2 separate regions of the Homo sapiens genome follow, and region 1 is linked to region 2. The links are chromatin loops, found by intact Hi-C in ENCODE. Cell type or tissue: CD14-positive monocyte. All regions are shown on one strand. Links, peaks and the distances in the headings refer to the core of each region. The heading gives the core; the rest is flanking DNA.

What was found. A loop is a pair of places that touch in the nucleus more often than their neighbours do. Peaks named below come from ENCODE experiments on the same cell type or tissue, not always from the same donor. Only the 100,000 strongest peaks of a DNase experiment are listed, where the experiment ranks them.
Region 1: it touches region 2 in a loop (2.8-fold over the local background); 2 of 110 quality-filtered maps call a loop at or near these places.

The regions. Positions count from the first base shown.
Region 1 is chr6:111,917,296-111,920,206 of GRCh38, reverse strand. No RefSeq gene overlaps it. Among named protein-coding and RNA genes, the nearest start is that of LINC02527, 9.4 kb to the right of the region's middle. In CD14-positive monocyte, for the core only: no CTCF peak of the experiment used is centred there; a DNase peak (open chromatin) is centred at 1,276; H3K4me3 peaks cover 542 bases; H3K27ac peaks cover 816 bases.
Region 2 is chr6:111,991,324-111,994,234 of GRCh38, reverse strand. No RefSeq gene overlaps it. Among named protein-coding and RNA genes, the nearest start is that of CCN6, 61 kb to the left of the region's middle. RefSeq lists an enhancer at 1,098-1,247. In CD14-positive monocyte, for the core only: no CTCF peak of the experiment used is centred there; a DNase peak (open chromatin) is centred at 1,114; H3K27ac peaks cover 1,483 bases.

The sequences.
Region 1 (2,911 bases), core at 197-2,696, 74 kb after region 2:
AGCCTCAACATCCTTGGCTCACACCTGAGCAGGGGCTAGGCCAGCTTCTGTGAACTCAGGTCATCTTCCACACAGCCAGCTATCAATCAGCAAAGAGAACCCAGCCAGGCCAGGGTGCCCATCGGCCCTCACCAGCCCTCACAGGGGACACCAATGGGGCCAGGCACAAGGTGCCCAAGTGTCTGTACTAGCCTTAAACCCAGTGGGAAGGAGGTGGGCACAACAATTAAAAAGGAAATTGCTAAATATAGGATTTCAGTCATGGCTAAGCAAGTTCTACGCATGAAACACTGATCTTATACCTGAAGAATTTACCCCTTAAAAAGTGCAATACTTTTTCACCGAGGGTTGTGTTACCAGCTGGTTTGGGGGAAGAAAGGTGTCAAAGGCAGGCTTGTTTTGTGTAAGAACAGTTCACAGAACATGCTCACAGCCACTTGTGACATCACTGAGGACCATTTCTGCAAAGTTTACCATTTTAAATTATTATGTATTTTTTAAAGTTAAATTATTTTGTGAGTGCAAGGGCAACTTACTAAACTATCTTTTTTCCCTATTGTCTTAGCCTGTTTATGCTGCTATGATGAAATACCTTAGACAGGGTAACTTACAATGAACAGAAAAGTATTTTCCCACAGTCCTGGTGGCTGGGAAGTCCAAGATCAAGGCTTCAGCAGATGCGATGTCTGAAAAGGTCTGCTCTCTGCTTCAAAGATGGCACCTCGTTGCTGTGTCCTCCAGAGAGGGCCAACACTGTGTCCTTACATGGTGGAAGAGCAGAAGAGTGCAAAAAGGGCAGAGCCCTCCCAAGTAAATCACTTCCCAAAAGTCCCCAACACTTACTACCACCACAATGAGGATTAAGTTTCAACACATGAATATTGAAGGACACTTAGACCACAGCGTCTATATTCTCCCTTTCCCTCATTTTAAGCAGGGAGCCAGGTTTTATGACTTCTTGCCCTGGGAATCAACGCTTTGCAAAAAGCAGAAGCACCCTGGTGTCCAAGATTCTGTCTTTTGTAGAGCCCACACCCATGAAAAATGTACAAGCAGATGCACGCAGCCTGTGCCAAACAGGGACAACTCTCCAAAGGAATGACTCCTGGGAGCTGGAGTGTGATTATAGCTCAGGCAGAGGCCTTCCCACTCGACCAGAGTCCCAGATCCCCGGACAGCCCAGAAGCGGCAGAGCACAGGAGAGAAAGAACCAATGGGCTGGCAGAGGCTGTAACCACTGTGGGCTGTGACTAACAGCCTTTTCTGCCTGGGACTCCTGGACTCACACATCTGGGGTTGAGGACGGGGGAAGCTCTAAGTATGACTACAGTTAGATTTCCTGCCAAGCTGGTGGGATGCAAGCTTAAGGGTAGAAATTTTAGGCTGAGCATGGTGGCTCATGCCTGTAATCCCAGCACTTTGGGATGCCAAGGCAGGTGGATCACTTGAAGTCAGGAGTTCGAGACCAGCCTAGCCATCTCTGGTGACATTACATTCTGCTGGGCTAGAGATCTTAGTCCCAGAGGGAGGAACGCTGCCAACAGGATAACAATATGACAAAAGCCAGTCTCTACTAAAAATACAAAAATTAGCCAAGCACGGTGGTGCATGCCTGTAATCCCAGCTACTCGGGTGGCTGAGGCACAAAAATCGCTTGAACCTGAGAGGCAGAGGTTGCAGTGAGCCATGATTGTGCCATTGCACTCCAACCTGGGCAACAGAGTGAGACCCTGTCAAAAAAAAGAAAGAGAGAGAGAAAGAAGGAAAAAGAAAGAAAGAAAGAAAGAAAGAAAGAAAGAAAGAAAGAGAAAGAAAGAAAGAAAGAAAGAAAGAAAGAAAGAAAGAAAGAAAGAAAGAAAGAAAGAAAGAAAGAAAGGAAGGAAGGAAGGAAAAAAGAAAGAGGAAGGAAGGAAGGAAGGAAAAGAGAGAGAGAGAAAGGCAGGCCAATAACAACAACAACAAACCAAGGGTGGAAATTTCATTTGATTAACAAAATTCCATAGGTCTTGCACATGTAAATTTGAGGATTGCAATTCATCTCCACCATGTAAATTACCTATAGTAAAGATGCCAACCACTTTACCAATAAATCATACTGTGATTCATTATGAGGTATGGCCAGCTGGGTTAGTATTAAAGGACACAAGAATTCCTCAATATGAGGAGAGGGCAGTGGTGTAGGAACAAAGACCAGTGTTCCAGTCCCACAGCTTCTGGGTGGTCATAAATATCGGTTTTCTTGTCTTTAAAATGTGGGATTGAACTTGATAATTCCAAAAGCATGAATTTTAGGGGGTACAAGGACAAAGATTTTTAAATTTTAGTAATTATGTATGTAAATGTATGGATTAGAAAATATCGCCAAGACTACCATCTGTGGACTCATGGAATGCCTTATCCACGGTCATGATATTCCACATAGCATTGCCTCTGACCAAGACACTCATTTTACAGCAAAAGAAGTGTGGCAGTGAACTCACGTTCTTGGAATTTACTGGTCTTACCATGTCCCCCATCATTCTGAAGCAGCTGGATTGACAGAACAGTGGAATGGCCTTTTGAAGTCACAATTACAATGCTAACTAGGTGACAATACTTTGCAGGGCTGGGGCAAAGTTCTCCAGAAGGCCATGTATGCTCTGAATCAGCATCCAATATATGGTACTGCTTCTCCCACAGCCAGGATTCACAGGTCCAGGAATCAAGGGGTGGAAAGTGGAAGTGGCACCACTAACCATCACCCTTAGTGACCCACTAGCAAAATTTTTGCTTCCTGTTCCCATGACATTACATTCTGAGATCTTAGTCCCAGAGGGAGGAACGCTGCCACCAGGAGACACAACACAATTCCATTAAACTGGAAGTTAAGATTGTCACTTGCACACTTTGGGCTCCTCCTACCTTTAAGTCA
Region 2 (2,911 bases), core at 144-2,643:
AAGAGGGGAGAGAATGGGTGTAAGGGAGCAGTGAGGAGACAGTTTCCTGCCACCAGTATTGATGGGAATGGCCTCGGAGATCTTCTGGACCAGAGCCTTTATATTACAGGAAAGGAAAGAGATAAAAAGATAACTCCTATGCCCAGTATCAAGAGGGACCCTTAACACCACCTCTCCAATGTCCAATACTCTTTTCACCACACTTAGATCTTTCTCTCCTCTAACTTCTGCTTAAGACTGAAACCTCGTGTTAATGTCCTCATGGGATATGACTTGAACATCTTCAAAACCACCTTGACAACCTGTATTGGCATCACAAGCTTGTATCAATGGGCTTGCAAAAAGTTGTGATTTCTGAGGATCAGAGTGGTAGCTGGTGTGAGCAAGAGGCAGTGAGTGTTGCCTCCAAAGTGTCCTTTGGGAGAAAACAAGCCCCAGTCTCTCCTCAGTGTTCAGCCTCTCTAACTTTGCAGTCAGTGTGACAGGTTCTTAATGACCTGCTCCCACCTTCCCCTGTTACCTCCTACATACGCGGGAGAAACCAATTAGAGTAGTGACTTGGGACTACGAGACCATCTGTCTCAGAGAGACCACTCTTAGGACCCCCACAAAGCACCCCAGTGTGCAGACAGCCTCACTCACTTCAGACGATGCTCTTAACTGAACAGAACCCTGCTTATCTTTGTGCAACTCCAATTATTCTTGCCTGCCAGCAGGTGTAATAATGCTAACTGCCTCTCAGCCCCCACGTGGCAGGTGCCACAGAAATAAGTGGATAAATGGACAGAAAATGAACCGAAGCTACACAGTCTGCCAAAGGCTTTCACAGCCCCTTGGAAACAGAACACCTGGCTTCACTGTCTTGTGAATCAATATGGCCTTTTCTTATAGTACCTAAAGCTGAAATTCATCTCCAATTCCTTAAACTGTCCTTCTCCAGGAGCAGAATTCATTTACCATCTGCTTTACAAGAATCTGGACACTCTATGTTTCTATCTTATTATAGATTCAGCTAATATGATTTCTCCCATCCACTATCCCTAAACAACACAACATGTGCTTTGTCTTTGACTAAGCCCCACAGCCTTCTCTCCATACAGGGTGCTTTCTGATGATTCACATCAAATTTCCTGTTTGGTTTCCTTTATGGGTGCATGGCTCCTAATGTTTTTACCCATCTTCTCATGGCGCATCCGGCCCAGGAAGCTTTACTGCGCTTGTTAGTTTAGCAGCTGTGCTTCTCCACTGAGGCTACCCCAGGTGGGAGGCAGCTGGAGAAGGACAGGATAAGAAATTGGAGATGAACTTCATTGTTGTTGTTGTTATTGTTGCTCATGCTGTTGTTTTAGAGACAAGGTCTCACTCTCTCGCCTAGGCTGGAGTGCAGTGGTGTGACCATAGCTCACTCCAGCCTCAAACTCCTGGCCTCAAGGGATCTTCCTACCTCAGTCTGCTGAGAAGCTGGGACTACAGGTGCACACCAACACACCCAGCCAATTTCGTTTTAACTTTTTGTAGAGACAGAGTCTCACTATATTGCCCATGCTGGTCTCAAACTCCTGGCTTCAAATGATCCTCCTGCCTTCCAAAGTGCTAGGATCACAGGCATGAGCCACCACACCCAGCCAACAATGTTTGGATTATTTTTTTCTTCCCTATACTTTCCCCATTTTTTTTCTCAGACTAATAATAGTGAGTTTCTATGACTTCCAGAGTCCTAGATACATCTTCTGTGATCGCATATCCAATGAGCACAAGAAAAATGAACAAGCTCCATCACCAATGCCTCCCCTGGACAATGGGATAAGGCCAAAGAAACCACAGCACAAAGGGTGGCCCCCAAGTCTTCCATTTTAAAAAAAGAAGTTAGAGGTTTTGTGTTTGCTCAAAGCAACTAGAAAGAATGATGGACCCCACACACAGAGATAGCTGTGCTATAGACAAGTGTTTTTCTTTTTTTTTTTTATTTCACTTTAAAAATTTATTTTCATACCAAAAAAATCATTCAAAGACAGTATTAAAAAGGATGTTTTTCAAACCGTGCTCCCCAGAAATGCCTTGGGAGAGAGAAAAGTAGAAAACAAGACAGAAGCAGGCTCTGGGGCTTCCTCCCATGATTCAAGCAGAGCAACCTGAGCTTAGCCGTTGTACACAAGCTTTTTTGGAAAAAGGGCTTCTGTGGCCCCAGACATACAAAACCACTAGTGTACTGTAAAGGTCGCTGTCCTGGGAGGCAGGGTCCCGGTCCCATCTTACCTCTATAGCCTTTGGCAAGACACTAAGCTTCTCAGGGTCTCCCTGCCACGTCTGAAAGGGTGAGGTGTGGACTAAGAGATGGCCAGGATTCTCCAGCTTTATGATCTTCTCTTCAACGTTATTTGTAGCCTTCAGATGACTGTGTCAGTTCCAAGTTGGAAAGACTCGGGACTGAATTCTAGTTCAGCCACTCTTCAGCTCTGTTACCTAGGGTCGGGGGAGGTCCCTGTAGTCTGAATGACCTTGTATGACAGATGCATCTGAATGTGTGCTCCCAGCTATGGAATCCAGGAGTGGCCAATCCAGAGATTTATTCCTTGTCTATGAGTAACATCTGAGCTCCCAGCCCATCCCGTGGGACACGGGCCATACAGAGGATTGAGGCCCGGAGCCTTAATGGACATTGCGAGGTGGAGGTCATTAAGGGGAGGGTGTTAGTGAAAATGCTGTATAAACTGCATGATGTTTGCAAGCAGCTTTGGTTCTCCTACCCATCCTGCTGCCACCAGACCATACAGATATCTTGTCCAGCCCACTGTCATTGACTCTCTCCCCTGCATGTGATCCCCTAATAAAACCCCAAGTCTCGTTTTCTGGCTCTGGGTCTCTTCTTCAGCCTCTTGAACCTAATGCCTTCCCTACAGAGGTTAATAGG